2 separate regions of the Homo sapiens genome follow, and region 2 is linked to region 1. A link is an interaction called in ENCODE POLR2A ChIA-PET data of the cell type or tissue named here. Cell type or tissue: PC-9. All regions are shown on one strand. Links, peaks and the distances in the headings refer to the core of each region. The heading gives the core; the rest is flanking DNA. Region 1 overlaps LAPTM4A-DT (LAPTM4A divergent transcript). Region 2 has its middle 42 kb from the start of SDC1.

Region 1 (8,260 bases), core at 1,242-6,241:
TTTACTCCGGGGACCTCCATAGTGGCAACCGTCCAGGCTGGCCACTCCTGGTTCCGGCTGACATCTCACACTTTGCTTTGTGATACCACAAAGATGTTTTCTTGGTTTGTGTGTGTCTCTGGCCCATCCCTGTGGTTCCCAATGCCTGAGACTGGTTCATAGCAAGTAACCAGACTGGGTCTTTAGAGGTAATTAGGGGAGGGGATGGGCACTGGGAGGGTCCCTGGCTGGAGGTAAGGGACCCAGCTTCCAGGAGGCCTCCTGAGTGCCCTTAGGCCAGTCATGTGTCCCCTGGAGCCACAGCTTCTCATCTTTCAAAGGGGACTTCTGCCTGGGTCAGAGAGCTGTTATGGGACTCAGGTGGCACAACCGTGCGGTGGGCGCTGTCTGCCATGATACTGAAGTATGAAGTACGGGTGTTTATGGAATTCTTTTCTCTCTCCTATTGGCGGGGGCAGTGGAAGGTGTTTTTTTTGTTTGTTTGTTTTTTGTTTTTTGTTGTTTTTTTTTTTTTTTTGAGACAGAGTCTGGCTCTGTCGCCCAGGCTGGAGTGCAGTGGCGCGATCTCGGCTCACTGCAAGCTCCACCTCCCGGGTTCACGCCATTCTCCTACCTCAGCCTCCTGAGTAGCTGGGACTACAGGCGCCTGCCACCAAGCCCAGCTAATTTTTTTGTATTTTTAGTAGAGACAGTGTTTCACCGTGTTAGCCAGGATGGTCTCGATCTCCTGACCTCGTGATCCACCCGCCTCGGCCTCCCAAAGTGCTGGGATTACAGGCGTGATCCACCGCGCCCAGCCGGGCAGTGGAAGGTTTTTGACAGGGAAAGGGCACAGTCTGTTTTGTGCCTTGGAAGGGTGTATCTGGTGACTGGTGAGAATGTTTGATTGATTGATCGATTGAGACAAAGTCTCTCTCTCTTGCCCAGGCTGGAGTGCAGTGGCACAATCATGGCTCAGTGCAGCCTCAACTCCCTGGGCTGAAGCCATCCTCCCACCTCAGCCTCCTGAGTAACTGGAACTGTAGGCATGTGCCACCATGCCAGGCTATTTTTTTTAGTGTTTCATAGAGATGGGATCTTACTACATTGCCCAGGTTGGTCTCAAACTCCTGGACTCAAGAGATCCTCCCACCGTGGCCTCCCAAAGTGCTAGGATTACAGGTGTGAGCCACCAGGCCTAGCCAGGAGAATGTTTTAGAGCACAAACTAAGTGGAGGGATGGGAGTTAGGAGGCAGTTGACAGGGGCCAGATAAAAGATGATGAAAGCCATCTGAGGTAGGCTATGAGAATGGAGGGCAGAGGGTGGGTGGGTGAGAAACCCTAGGAGCAGATGGAGGAGGCTTGGTCATCGGTTAGATTAAAGTGGGAAGGGGCCAGGGTAAGAACAGCCTAGGACAACTCCCAGGGCCTCTAGAAGGGGAAGGAGTAACTTGTTCTTCTAGACGGAGGGCGTTTTCCTCACTGGTCCAGCCTCACTGAGTTTGCTCAGATCCTGAAGGTGGTACAGGCTTTGTGTCTGGCAGCCTGAGGGCTCTCAGAGGGGCCTCTGCGGTCCCAGTTGGCTCTTCAGCAGCCAGGACCCCACCCCCATCAACCACTGACTCAGTAGGATGGACACAGGCTCCCACAAATAGGACTCCCCCTCATTGTGGTAGACAATTCATTAAATGTGGGCAGAGAAACATATTTACAGAGACTATTTCATTCCCTTTTATAAGTCATTTTCCAACACAGTGACATAAGCATAGTTGTTGGACATTGGAGCTACTGGGACTTTTAGAATTCTAGTCCAGCACCTTCATTTTACAGACGGGAAAATTGTGTCCCAAATAATTCAATTTGACAAACAATGAGCATTGAGCACCTATGATGTGGCAAGTAAAATCAAGCAGAGTAAGAGACTATGAACTGATGCATGGGGTGACATCTTAGGCTGTTCAGGAGCAGTTTCTCTAATAAGATGAGACTTAGGACCTCCCAGGCACTTCATCGACATGAAGGCCTTCAGCGGAGGCAGAAAGTGGACCGCAGAACTCCCTTTCCAAAGTAAGCTTACGCTCTGACTCCTACCACAGGCAAACTTAGCTGGATGCCTTTGCTTCCCTGGCTACATTCTAGAACGACAAGATCTGGTTACATTCTGGGGAAAATGGTATTTCCATCTATATTCAAAGGGTGGAAAAAAATACCTACTGTCAGAGAAATTGTCAAGGAAATATTTCAAGAAAATGTCCCAGACAAGAGGGACAAGTTTCCACATTAAAAGGGCCCATTCCAGCACAATGGATGAAGAGACCTACAGCAAGGTCGGTTATTGTGAAATTTCACAACACTGGGGACAAAGAGAAGATGTAAAAGCTCCCAGAAGAACAGAAAAAAAAAATCCCATCACATACAAAGGAGACAGAAATCAAGCTGGCTTTATGTTTCTCAGTTGCAACATTTTTTAAAGCAATGGAGCAGTGTTTTCAAAATTCTAAAGGAAAATGATTTCTAACCTAAAACCTATACCCAGCCAACCTATCAATCAACTGCAAGGGTAGAAAAGACTTTTCCAGGTATTCAAGTATCACGGCCCCAAATGCACCTTTTCTCAGAAAGCTACTGGGGGATGTGCTCTATCAAAACATAGGGGTGAAATGAGGAAGAAGGCAAGGGGACCTTAACCCAGGAGAGAGATGAAGGGATTTTCCCAAATGGTTATGCACAGGACTCTAGGGTTCAGAAGAGCTTCCCAGGAGGGTGAAGTTGGTAGGACACCACAGGCTTTCTGAACAGCCTGAAAGGAGATGTCTATACTTGACAAAAACTTTGGGGTTTCATTAGTAATAAGTACTTAGAAACTTAAACAAACTAAAACAAAGAAGCAAACAACAAGGTAATGATTAATTTCAGGAAAAGTACAAAATAAGCAAGCAAAAGGTTACCATGGTCTACTATATGATTCAGCTGTGAGTATTGTTGATGTAGTAATAATAATGTAATGCAAACTATTAATGAACTAAAATTATAATGTAACTCTATTTGAAGGGATAGGAAGTATGTTTATGTATACTGCTCTCACTATACATAAACATCTCATCTTCTGTAGCAGAAACTCAACGAATGACATTATAAGTAGAAAAATCAAATAGTAATCTAAGCATAATATTTACAGCTATGAAGGTAAATACTAAAAGAACCAGCTGAAAGCTTGGGAAGCAGGAAAAGGCAAAATCTGAGACTGGGGGCAGGGATCCTTAAACTATGACCATGCATAAACAATAAAAATTCAAACTAAACTCCCCCTCCCCAGGCATTCAGTGTTCTTTGTGGTTTGGCCTCAAGCTGTTTTTACAAGCTTATTTTCCACTGCCCCTCCTTCTTCTGACATACCCCTGATGCCCCAGCTTCAATTATAAACCCCTCCCAGAAACTGCCACCTTTCTCTAGAATGGCTTCCTCCTGCCTGTCTCAAGGTCCTAACTTAAACCCAACCTCTCCCAAGAAGCCTTCTCAGATCCCACAGAGCCAACCCCACCCACCGCCCAAGGAGGAATCAGCTGTTCAGGCTTCCTCCTCCTTATTGCAGCCATCCTGCTCCTCACGGGCTAAGGATCCATGCATGAGGCTGCCTCCCCACTGGGACCCAGGAGCCTGAGAGCAGGGCCTTGCCACTGTCTCCTACAGGGCCCAGCACCCCTGTGTATGGCCCCAGTTGCCTTGTTGAATCACAGTCCTTGGCATCAGGGCCAGATTCATACGTGGGGTGATATCAGTCACTCCAGAAGCCCCAACCCTGGGCTGTGAGGGTGGCCGACGGTGACTTCCTCCTGCCATTCAGGACAGAGGCCAGAGGCCTTCTTTCCCTGCTGGGCTCATGCTGCCAACATGCTCCTCCCAGGCTGCCCCCCACTCACTGGCTGGGCCCAGTCTTTCCCCTCACAGCCCTGTCCCTTGGCTTCTAGGCTCTCAACCTGTTTAGAAGGCAAGCTTGGTACAGGAGTCAGATTTCCTCGGAAAGATGGGGGGACAGTTAATTGAAAAAGGAGTACGTGTTCTTCTGGTGTCTTCTCACATTACCAGGAGGTCGCCAGCCCTTGGCATGGCCTTGTCTGAGGGATTTTGGCAAGGCAGGCTTGCTGTGTCTTTAATAAAAGCCCAAGCTCCCAGAGAGACCGTGTGGATGTCCTGCAGGGGGTGCCTTTGAGAGGAGCATGGAAGAGAGATTTTTTTTTTTCTCCCAGGCTGGAGGGAGATCACAGGGAAGCCTGTGAACAAAAGGCCAGCCCAGGTGCACCTTGGCCCCCTGGACCTTAGACCCCAGGGCTTCCAGCCTTGCCAGACATTCCCACAGTGGCTCAGAGCCACTGACCCGACGGGTCCATTTCAGATTCCTTCAGTCTGTGGTTGTCCAAACGGTAAATAGGAAGACCAGTAACTGATGACAGCAGGAAGTTCCTGAAGTTTTCACGCTGTGTAAGACCCCCACAGCCTGGGCACAGTCCTGGTGTGTGGGGATTTGGGGCAAATTAAAGTTGATTTGGAAGAATTAAGGCTAAGAGTCAGTGGGTCTCAGAGGCTTCTGCCCTTGCAGCCTACCTGGGCTGAGTGTGCACATGGCTGGGATCTCAGCGACACGTGAGGATGGCTTTTGTTCCCAGGGTGGCTGTGCCAATGAGGATGGCGAGGTCACACCAGAGACTGGGTGCCAAAAAGTGCCAAATTGCTCACAAGGGGAAAGGAATTACCACAAACAGTTTAGGCTAATTAATTCATCTCGTGAGGCTGGAAGGGGTGCTTGGATTCATGGCCACCTTCTACCAGGACAAGACGAAAAAGTGGCCAAAGAAGCCTGGTGGCTGGGAAGCCCTGGTGTCTGCCTCACACCTGCTTCAATGTGGTCCATACTGGGGAGGACTTTGCATGTCGCTGTGTAACCTGGAAGGAAGGGAAGAAGGAAAGAAGATCGACCTGTTCTTTCTGATGGAGCACGCCCCACCCTAAGCCTGGGGCAGGCATGTGTGGGCCTGCCTGGCTCAGTGATGGGGAGGCCACCAGAAATCTGTCTTGGGGACACAAGAGCTTTCTGGGAAAACATTCAAATTTGAGGACACAAAGTGTATCTTCACAAAGAGGACCCAGACCCAAGTCTGAATCAGTAAGAATCCCTTACTGACAAATCTCGAAGATGAGGAATGTTGGAAGGCCCACAGAATGGCCACCACTCTGGTTCATTCCCCCGCCCGGCGCCCTCATGCCTTCAACAGTAGAGTTAGTTCCATAGTTGAGTTAAAATAGAATGAGTGACTTCACCAAAGCTCTGTGAGTTATTGCAGCTTGCACTTTGAAACCATCTGGGAAGTGTAGCATTTTCCTGTAACAACGTGGCTTGGAAGACCCCAGACAACATAGTGCCGCTATGGCACCTCATGGGGAGCCTGGTTCATCATCATGGTGGTGACCTGGGGCAGTGGCAGTGGCACCGGGCAAAGGCGGCAGAGGCTGGTGGGATCTGGCAGCGGGCCCCAGGTGGGTCGTGGTGGCCCCAGCAGGTGACTTCATCTAGAGGGGGACACCAGCTGGGCCTCGGCGGGCACATACCTTTCCAGGAATTAGAAATAGGCACCCAGTCTGGGCCCCCCTCCGCTGGTCAGAAGCAGAACTTGACAAGCAGGGCTCAGGCTGTGTTCCAGGCTCAGGCTGTGTTCCAGCCTCTGCTTACTCCAGGCCAGGCACCTTTGGGTGACGGCCCTGGACACCAGTGAAACCCCGTAGGAAATCCAGATGTGCAGAGAAGAGACTGGGGGTGCCATGGACGTGGGGGCTGGGAAAACACCCTGGCTAGAGCAATGTTTTAAAATCTAGAAAACCATGAAGAAAATAATGGAAAGCATTTGTAACCTCAGCATTTGATCTTCAAGTTTCAGAAAACTCGATGCAGAGCGAAATCCGATTCTGAGGGTCGTTTAAGAGACCTTCCTTCAGGAGATGCTTTGGGTCTCACTGGAGGAACCAGGGCTTTGCTAGACCCCGGGCGCAGCTGCTCCCTCACTTGCCTGCAGCCCTGGCCAGGATGACTACAGTTTATGCTGAAAAGCGTTACTGCTTCCTGTGCAGTCCCCACTCAGGAATTCCATTTCTCTTGGTAAGAGTCCATGTGTCAGATTCCTGGGGCTCACTGTCCCTGGAAAGCCCCCAAGCTCTGGAAAATGATTCATCGATTCATGCTCATTTCAGAATATTGCTTGAGAACCTTCTCTGCCCCATCCTTACCTTCAGGGAAAAAAAAAAAATCAGTGTGTAAAAAGGCCAACATAATCGCTGGCACTCCTCCCCTCTGCCTGCGTGGGCCAGCACCTCTAACTCCCTGCAGCTGTCCCTTCTACTCAAAAGCCTGGCCCCGCTGTGTCAGGGCCATCATGAGGCCCCCATCACGAGGTCCTCACACCGCCTGCCAGAGATCTGGCTCAGGCTGCTTCCTCGCAGCAGTCATTCCCAGGAGGTCTCATTGTACGTCCCCAGCTTCATTCTGCCTTTTGCAATATCCCTTAGTATTGGCTCAGGAATAGTCTCCACCCTTTTCTTAAAGGTCCCAACAGATGAGAGAAGGTGATTGCAATGGAAGGAGGAACTGCTTCCATTGCACTCCTCTGATAAAACTTCAAGGTTCTGAAGGTCATAAGAGGTGGAAATGGAATAAGAAGGGTATTTTGAACCCCTTTAGCCCTGGACAGTGTGAACACACATCACCCTCACACACACGCTGACACAACACACCTGCATGCTCACACCTGAGTGCTCACACTGTGTAACGGGCTCAACCTCAAGCTGACCCCTAAGAACTTTAACGCTTCCCTGAGTGGGAAAGGGGTTGCAAACAGCTTCCGACACCAGAGGTGGAGGCTTCAGTTGTCTTTTAGGGAAGATCCTTCTTTTTGCTTTTCTTCCTTCCTTGTCTCTCTCCCTTCCTTCTTCTTTCCTTCCTTCCTTCCTTTTTTTCCTGGCTTCTTTCCTTCCTCAGCAAAAAGGGCCCTTGAGTCCCACAAATGTAGTGTGACCATTGTCCTTGGGGGAAACTGTAGTTATTAACTCATAAAAGATTGTGTATAGACCCGTGTAATGAGGAATGTCTGAGTTGTCACCAAAGCTGCTGGGAATTTGTGTGGGGTAGGAGGTGGCGAGGGGTGTATGTGCAGGGACAATGTGGAAAGAAGGGAAGAAAAGAGCTTCCGAAGTGTGGAGGAGGAGGAGGGACAACCCTGGGCCTTCACGTGGCTTGTTCCTGGGGTGAGGCGGTCACTGCCCAGGCATTTCACACCGGCCGTTATGAGGGCTTCTCGAAAGCTTTTTCTTCAGGAAAATGAAAATACATAAACACCACAGATATGCTCACAGATAATTGTACTACATTGTTCGGAAGTAAAAGAACTGTTTCTAAAAAAATAAAAATATTATAAACACCACCTAATCAACACGTTGAAATTAATAGCTGAACTGTGTGAGTGCATACTGTCAGCAAGCTATGGACATGTTGCCCTCCATGAGCTGGCGCTCCAGTGTGCTTGGGGAGGCCATCCCAGGCGGAGAGGGCTTCTTTGAGGGGGTGCAGGCTGAACAGAGGGAGGAAGCCGAGGGGCTGCTTTCATGAGGCACTTGGTGGGAGGCAGGATCAGGAATAGCACTTTTCTTCCTCATTTACACGGAGGCAGAGCACCATCACTGCTCTGGCCATGGGGAGTGGACCTTGGCGGCTTTCAGGTGATCACATCACCGAGAGTCCTTCAGGAAACTTGAAGAGCAATGGGCACTGGCTGGGGAGGCCAGACCAAGAGAGGATACCAGGAGTGCCAGGACATCTGTGGTGGACCAATGGGCTCGGGAACTCTTGGGGTCCCCTTTTGAAGATGCCCAGAAAATAACCAAGAGGTCAAACACAGGCTGCAGAGGTACTGAGGGTCTGCCTCCTGCTAATAGGAACTCAGAGTCACTGATATTTGGGCTATCAGTTCAAAAGAATCTTTTCTGCTCTGTTCTGATAAAAACAGGCGCTAGCAGCTATCTCAAAAGGCCAACCTTATGTTCCACAAGAATGATGTTATCTGCAGGAGTGATTGGAAAAGTTGTGTATCTTGTGACCTCCGGAATAATGGCTGGCAATAATTTATGTCTACACCTTAGCAGAATTTAGGCTCCTCTCCTCCCCCTAACCTGGTGGTCTCTCATTAGCTTTACAAAGGTGGTTGAGTTTTGGGGGAAGGGCTATTATTTAAACTATAA
Region 2 (6,629 bases), core at 1-5,000, 90 kb before region 1:
CTGTGAAACCGAGGGCAGGGGTGAGCCCTCGGGCAGGAATTCAGGGGCCTCTGGCCTTGTCAGCTCCCTGAGGCCAGGGGGGATGGGGAGTGGGAGCCAGGGTGGAGGAACCATGGACTGGCCTGAGGAAGCAGTCCTGCCTGGAGACCCTGCTGAGGGCCAACATTGTACAGCCCCGGCTCCCTCCAGGGACCCTGCCCTTGGAGATCACAGCATCCTGCCGGGAAGTCACATATCAGACCTCTGGGGCTTGGCTACCTGTGAGCCAGCAGGGAACACTTGGTCAGGTGTCAGGGAGAGGCTTTCTGGCTGGCCTGGAATGGTGGGTGGGATTTTCCCATGGGAAAAGCCTGGAGAACAAAAAAAATAGGAAAACCAGGTGAGGCGGGGAGGTGAGTTGGTGGAAGGGTGGGAGCTGAGGCCTGGAGCCTGCCTCTGTGGGAGAAGGGAGGCTGTGGGCAGATGCTGGTTCCTCATTTCCCTGTTCCCCTGCAGCACCCGCAGAGATGGCTAAAGCAGGCCACCCTCAAAGGGCACAGTGTGCTCTCATGAGTCAGGGGCCAGGCTGGGGAGCACCCTCTGAGCCCCGCTTCCCAGTCGGCCTTCCAACCATTCCCTCCCAGCTTGAGGCCACTTCCTGCAAGAGTTAGTCAGCTCTGCTCACATGCCCGGGCTGGGGGTGCTCAGACCGCACAGTGAGACAGCTGTCTTGGGCCCCCTGGACGCTTCCTTTGTGCTGCCCAGGAGAGAGCCTGCCCTCTTACCCGCCACCCCACCCCACAGCTCCAAGTCTGTGGCACAGCCTCCTGGGAAAGGAAGTCCTCGGGCCACTCAGCCGCTCCGCCAGCCACCTGGAGGAGCCCCGGAGATGAACTGTGGGCTTCTCCTCACTGTCTCCTCCTCCTCAACCCTGCAGTTCTGGCCTTTGCTTTTCCCAGTTACTTCCTCAGCAGCTGCGCTTTGATTCCAAGACCATCAGCACGCACAGGAAGGGCTTCCAGGAAGAGGCAGGCCCTGAGCTGGTTCCTAAAGTGCCAAGAGGACCTGTCTAGGACTCCAGAAACTTCCAGGAGTCAGGGAACCTGGGGCAGAGACAGTCCTGAACGCTGTGAATGGGGCAGCTCGGCCTCTCCTTCCCCGCCCTCCAGTCTGACCCTCAGATTCTCTTCAGGCACAGCTGGAAGTGGGATGAGGACGACAGCAGGGGGAAGAAGGCAAGACTAGGTCGAGGAATTCTGTCTGTGGGACAAAGAAGTTTATCTGCCTGGTGGGGTCTCTGGGTGCAGCGAGCTACCTGTGAACATGCTAGGGGGATTTAGAACCCAGTGGGAATGACACTGACAGGCAGGGAACAGAGAGAAGATCGGGCCATTCTTTCCTCATTGCCTCCGCCATCCTGAACACATGGGCATTCCTGGCTCTCATACCAGCCACGTGCCCCCTCTCGGCTTTTCCCTGGAGCCCCTGGTGATTTTAGGATGTTTTCTCCCCATGCTGGGCTGCTGTGGGGGACGTAGGGGGAGGCAGCCCTGGGGGCCCAGTGCATACAGCTGGGGGTTACGCCAAATGCACTGAACAGAGGGACACTGGAGACGGGACTCATGACAGGCCCTCCCCCACCCTGCCAGTGAGACCGATGACTTCCTGAAAAGGGGTTACATGGAGGGTTGGCAACATGGAACATTTGATGTGACCCGAGAACTTCCTGTTCAAATGACGCCTGGGGCTCTTGACCTACTCCCGAAAGTGTCATGTGCACAGTCGGAATGAGCCCTAGGAAGCGGGACTTCTCCAAGCAGAGCTGCTTGCAGGCTGTGCCCACCTTGGGCACCGGGATCCAGGCTCTCCTACTCCAGAGGGCTCTTCTGAGTTGCTGCCGCAGAACCTGCTTGGTGGCCTGTGGCTCACGACGTCAAAGGAGGAGGCATCGGGAAGTGGATGTTCCCAGCAAGAGGGTCTTCTGATGTCCCCCACCCTCCTCAAAGCACCAGGGAAATTGGATCTTAAAAAGGGCCTTGGGAACCCAGTGCTGAGCCCTTCAAGGTAAGTAAGGTCAATGACAGCCATGGCCCGAGGTGAAGCCAGAGAGTGTTTGCTTTCCTGGGAGAAGGCAAACTGAGCAGTGACTCAATTGAGAAATATGCCATCGAGTGCTTGTTTCTGAAACAACAATGTAATCAGAAGTCAGTCCAACTAGGAATGAGCAGTGAGGCCTGAGGAGTTAAGCCCCCACCCTCTGCCACCTGTGGTCCCGCCCCAGCACCAGGGCCCACCTCCGAGGAAAGCATAGATCTGACCTCCTGCCCCCTGAAAGCCCCAAGGAATGGATGGCTAAAGGAAGATCTAAGCCCAGTGCCTCCCCTATGGAAGCACTCCAGCCTGTTCAGCTTTCCTGGCTGATGGGCAAAGGTGTTTTTTGGCTGGCAGCTCTGGCTTTCTTTAACTGCTGGCACCTCCAGGGATGGAGTCCTCCCAGACCTCTCCTGTGGGTGCAGCAGGAGACCCAGGAACTCTAGGCTGAGTTCATGCATCTGAGAGCCTTGTTCCTGCATCCGAAGGGGAAGGACAAGGCCAGCAGCCATCTATTCACTGACCCCTCTCCATGGCTCCCAGGCCATTCCTGACATGGCTTGTCTGGGAGAACTGGATGGATCCTGGCTAAACATGGTAGAAAATCAGAGCTTCAGGAAGGCTGGATATACATGTGCATTTATCCACCTGGATGTTTGCAGGCACTGCCTCAAAGTTATCATTTCCATCCCAAACACCAGCCTCTCCCCCTGGGTATCCTCTCTCAGAATCTCCATCCCCTCCATTGCCTGAGCCAGAGATGCAACTGCTCCTGGAGATTCCTCCCTCTCTGGAATGCTCCTGGTTCCACCTGTTGAATGTCTACATATGTCTTGGTTCCAGCTCTTCCTTCACCCTCATCACCACTGTCCTGGTTTACTGCTTCATTTTCCTTCATCAAGATGATAGCAATAGTCTCCTAGCTGGTATCTTTACCCAGTCTTATGCCCTCTATCAATCAGGCAGGTCGAATTCAAATTTGGGTAATTTGAGAAGAGTGTACAAAGATGTGGGCAAGGGGCAGGGAGACCCCCTTGAATCTCTGAGGTGAGCTGGGAGAGTGCTGTGACTTTTCCAAAAAGATGCATCCAGGTTGCACACAGCCTGCAGGAGGGAGTCAGGGAGAACCCTGCTCTCCTCCCTCCCCTCATCTCCTTCTGGGGGTCCCCAGTAGCTGAGTTGTCTGTCCACAGGAGGGTGAGGGAGCCTGTGGATGCTGTCTGCTCAGGTTGGTCTTCCTAGTACAGGGCAGCCGAGAGAAGGTTCTGGAAGGTGAAGGAAGGATGTTCATACAGACATGCAGACATATTCGTCACATAGCACCAGGGAGACATTTCTAAAACACATACCTGGACATGAGCCTGCTTAACATCCTGAGAATAACCAAAACAATTGTGTGAATGAACAGCAAACACCATCGTCACCCCCGTGGGTCTCTGGTGCGGGATAGGCACCAGCCTCAGCCCCTTTCACAAGATCTAACCCTCTCTTTCCATGCATCATGACCTTCAAGGTCAATGCCAGTGTCCCATTTTACAGCTGAAGTAACTGAAGCTCGGAGAAGCAGACGCCTGCGTCTCACATTCAGGACCTGGTAACACTGGAGTCTGAGCACGGGGCTGAGTCAGCTGTGACAACATCTCTTCCTGGGGCCTTCGAGGCCCTATGGGTTTGTCCTCAGCCCTCTCCACTCTTGGCCCAGCCCTGCTGCTCCTCGCTCCTGGGACTCCTGGGCTGCAGCCAACCTGAGTGACTGGACTCAGCCAACTAGACTCCAGCCAACTCTGGAGCCTCCCTGCTCTCTCGCCTATCTGAGCCTTTTGGGGAAGGTGTGTACGAACGATGGCCCAGAGGCCACAGTATTGCCTCCATGCCTGCTTTTGTACGGTCTGTGAGGGAAAAATGCTTTTTACATTTTCAACGATTGAAAACTTCAAAAGAAGAATATTTTGTGACATGCGAAAATGTGGCATTTTAATGTCCATAAATAAAGTTTTATTAGAACACAGCCCCGCCCGCTTGTGTGCCTTTTGTCTATGGCCGCTTTTGTGCTGCCGTGGCAGAGTTGAGTAGTTGAAAATATTTTCAAATACTCACTATCTGACCCTTTACAGGAAAGGTTTGCCAACTCCTGCTGAGTTGTATGGCTTTATGACACACAACTCAGTCTTCACTGTATTTTTTTGTGCGTTTAAATTTCACCTGTAATTAATGAATATATGCACATTATGGAAGATTCAAACAAGGCAAGGGTATGGGGGAAAGTACAGGAGTCCCCTGTCCCCACCTCCTTCCTCGGGTGATTGTCATTAACACCTCCGAGGCTTGCAGATACTGCTTCTGCTTCCTCTGTCTGCGTTGCCCTGTGCTGCTTCTGTTTCACAAAATCCCATCACACCTCAGGGCCAAGCGCTGCCGCCATCTGGTCTACACCCTCTGAAAGCTGCCCCTGGCCCTGTCTTCCTGATGCATGTTGCTCCAAAGGTAGCATCTCATAGAGACTGACAGCATGGGTGCTGGACCCGCTGCCTGGGTCTTAGCTGGGCTCTGCCACCTACTAGCTGTACATCCCTAGGCTGTTGCTTACTGTCACTATGCCTTAGCGTTTCCCTCATCCTTAAAATGGTGGTCATGGAATGATCTATGTGCTTCACAGGCTTGTGAAGCCCATGTAATAAATAATTAAACACATATTGGCCAGGCACACTGGCTCATGCCTGTAATCCCAGCAGGCAGAGGCAGACAGATCACCTGGGGTCAGGAGTTTGAGACCAGCCTGGCCAACATGGCAAAACCCCTTTGCTACAAAAATACAAAAAATTAGTCTGGCGTGGTGGCGTGCGCCTGTAATCCCAGCTACTCAGGAGGTTGATGCATGAGAATCGCTTGAACCTGGGAGGTGGAGGTTGCAGTGAGCTGAGATTGCACCATTGCACTCCAGCCTGGGCAACGGAGCAAGACTCTGTCTCAAAATAAATAAATAAATAAACAAACAAACACATGTGACCTGCTCAGAACAAAGTGTGGTATACAGACGGTGCTGCTAGGGAGCCATCATGGTAGCTGGCGCCCATGCAGCCCGCATCCATGCCTGGCTCCCCAACCAGGGTGCAGGCCCCCGAGGCAGCAAGCGCATCCTCTCTACTCTCTTCTTCCTCAGGGCTTAGCCCAGACAGGAGCTCAGGAAACAAACAGCGATGCTGCAAGAAGGCCGCATGACAGGCCTCAGGGCCAGGGCCTCAGGTGTCCTGAGAGAATGAGGGCACCATGGGAGCCAGAATACCCAGGTCTTCTCAGGCCGGGCTGTGAGGATGTCCCAAGCACATGACCCAGAACTTGGGGTCCCTGAGGCTGGGCAGGTGAATCTAGGACAAAAAAAGGCACAACTTCTCAATAAGCGGGAGCCCACCCTTTTTTGATTGTTGAGGGGCCTTCAGAGAGTCTGAGGATCACAGTGTCTCTTGGCTGTGAGGAGGGGCCAGGGAGCTCCGGCAGGCCCAGACCTGGGCACCCAGACTCCTAGGTTCTTTTGGAGGGGCACCCGGCAAGGCTGACTGAGCCCTCAGATCAGCTGGGAGCCCTCATCAGACCAGCAGGGTTCAGACTTTTCGGAACACTGAGGAGGGGGAGTGGGAGTGGGGTAAAGGCACCTCCACCCCTCCCACCTTCACAGAAAATTATCTTTCCCCCTCCCCACCCCCACACATAGTGCTGTCCCCCGAACCCCAGATGTACATCCCAACCTTCTTCAGTCCTCCTAGCTTTTGAGGCAGTGAAGCCAGATCTGAAATGGACACACGGTTTACTTAGGGTAAAGGACTTTAGTGCTCCACTCAACAAGCAAATAAAAGGCCGAAGCCTCGGGCGAGGCTGGGGTGGACAGGTGTGGCAACGTCCGCGAATCTGGAGACAGATTTGGCTCCGAATGAGCTGTGAGTTCTCCACCACCACCACCATGCAGGCTCTGGCGCTTGAGACCCCGGATGCTCCCAGGGAGGGGCCCAGGGGCTGGTGTGGGTATGGGCACATGCCTGTGCTTCCCCGAGCAGCCAGGGCCAGAGACCGGGCTCCACAAGGCTCAGAGGGTTCATGGAGAAAGGGGAGGAGGGGCCTGAGGCGTGGCTCCCTGTCTGTCATGGGCCTGGGTGGGCGGGTCCTCCTGCGTCCTCTAGTCCAGTCTGGAGTCTGATGCTCTGTGGCAGGAGCAGCTTGGGACAGGCTTAGGTGACACTGTTTGAGGAACATCTCCCTTGAGGCTGGTCTCATCCCAGCAATGGATGGCTGGCAACAGGGGCTGGAGTCTGCATGGGCTGGAGTGGGAGGATGGCATCAAATGTGATTGTAGTCACATCTGCACATCTGGCTAGGCTGTCCCTTGTTTCCCTCCAGCTTCATGTCTCTTGCTTCTGGGAGCCCGCCTGGCCCTGCCCCACTGGGCCAGCCCCTGAGTCGGGTGGTGGGTGCGGGCGGCGGGTGCGGCCACCATTGTGCAAGGGGTGAGCTCACCCGCCGTGCCCAGCCTGGCCTGCACTGGCCTGCCCGCTGCTGGTTAATCATTG

The links. ChIA-PET counts read pairs that join two places held together with the same protein. Peaks named below come from ENCODE experiments on the same cell type or tissue, not always from the same donor. Only the 100,000 strongest peaks of a DNase experiment are listed, where the experiment ranks them.
Region 2: POLR2A ChIA-PET joins it to region 1 with 10 read pairs; 4 of 35 experiments call an interaction of 5 or more read pairs at or near these places.

What each region holds. Positions count from the first base shown.
Region 1 is chr2:20,089,733-20,097,992 of GRCh38, reverse strand. The region is part of intron 2 of LAPTM4A-DT (LAPTM4A divergent transcript); the gene reads right to left. Among named protein-coding and RNA genes, the nearest start is that of LAPTM4A-DT, 42 kb to the right of the region's middle. RefSeq lists enhancers at 5,734-6,233, 6,234-6,735. In PC-9, for the core only: CTCF peaks have their summits at 3,976 and 4,176 (motif pointing right); a DNase peak (open chromatin) is centred at 4,172; H3K27ac peaks cover 2,004 bases.
Region 2 is chr2:20,179,825-20,186,453 of GRCh38, reverse strand. No RefSeq gene overlaps it. Among named protein-coding and RNA genes, the nearest start is that of SDC1, 42 kb to the left of the region's middle. In PC-9, for the core only: no CTCF peak of the experiment used is centred there; DNase peaks (open chromatin) are centred at 653, 1,733 and 2,143; H3K4me3 peaks cover 1,327 bases; H3K27ac peaks cover 3,312 bases.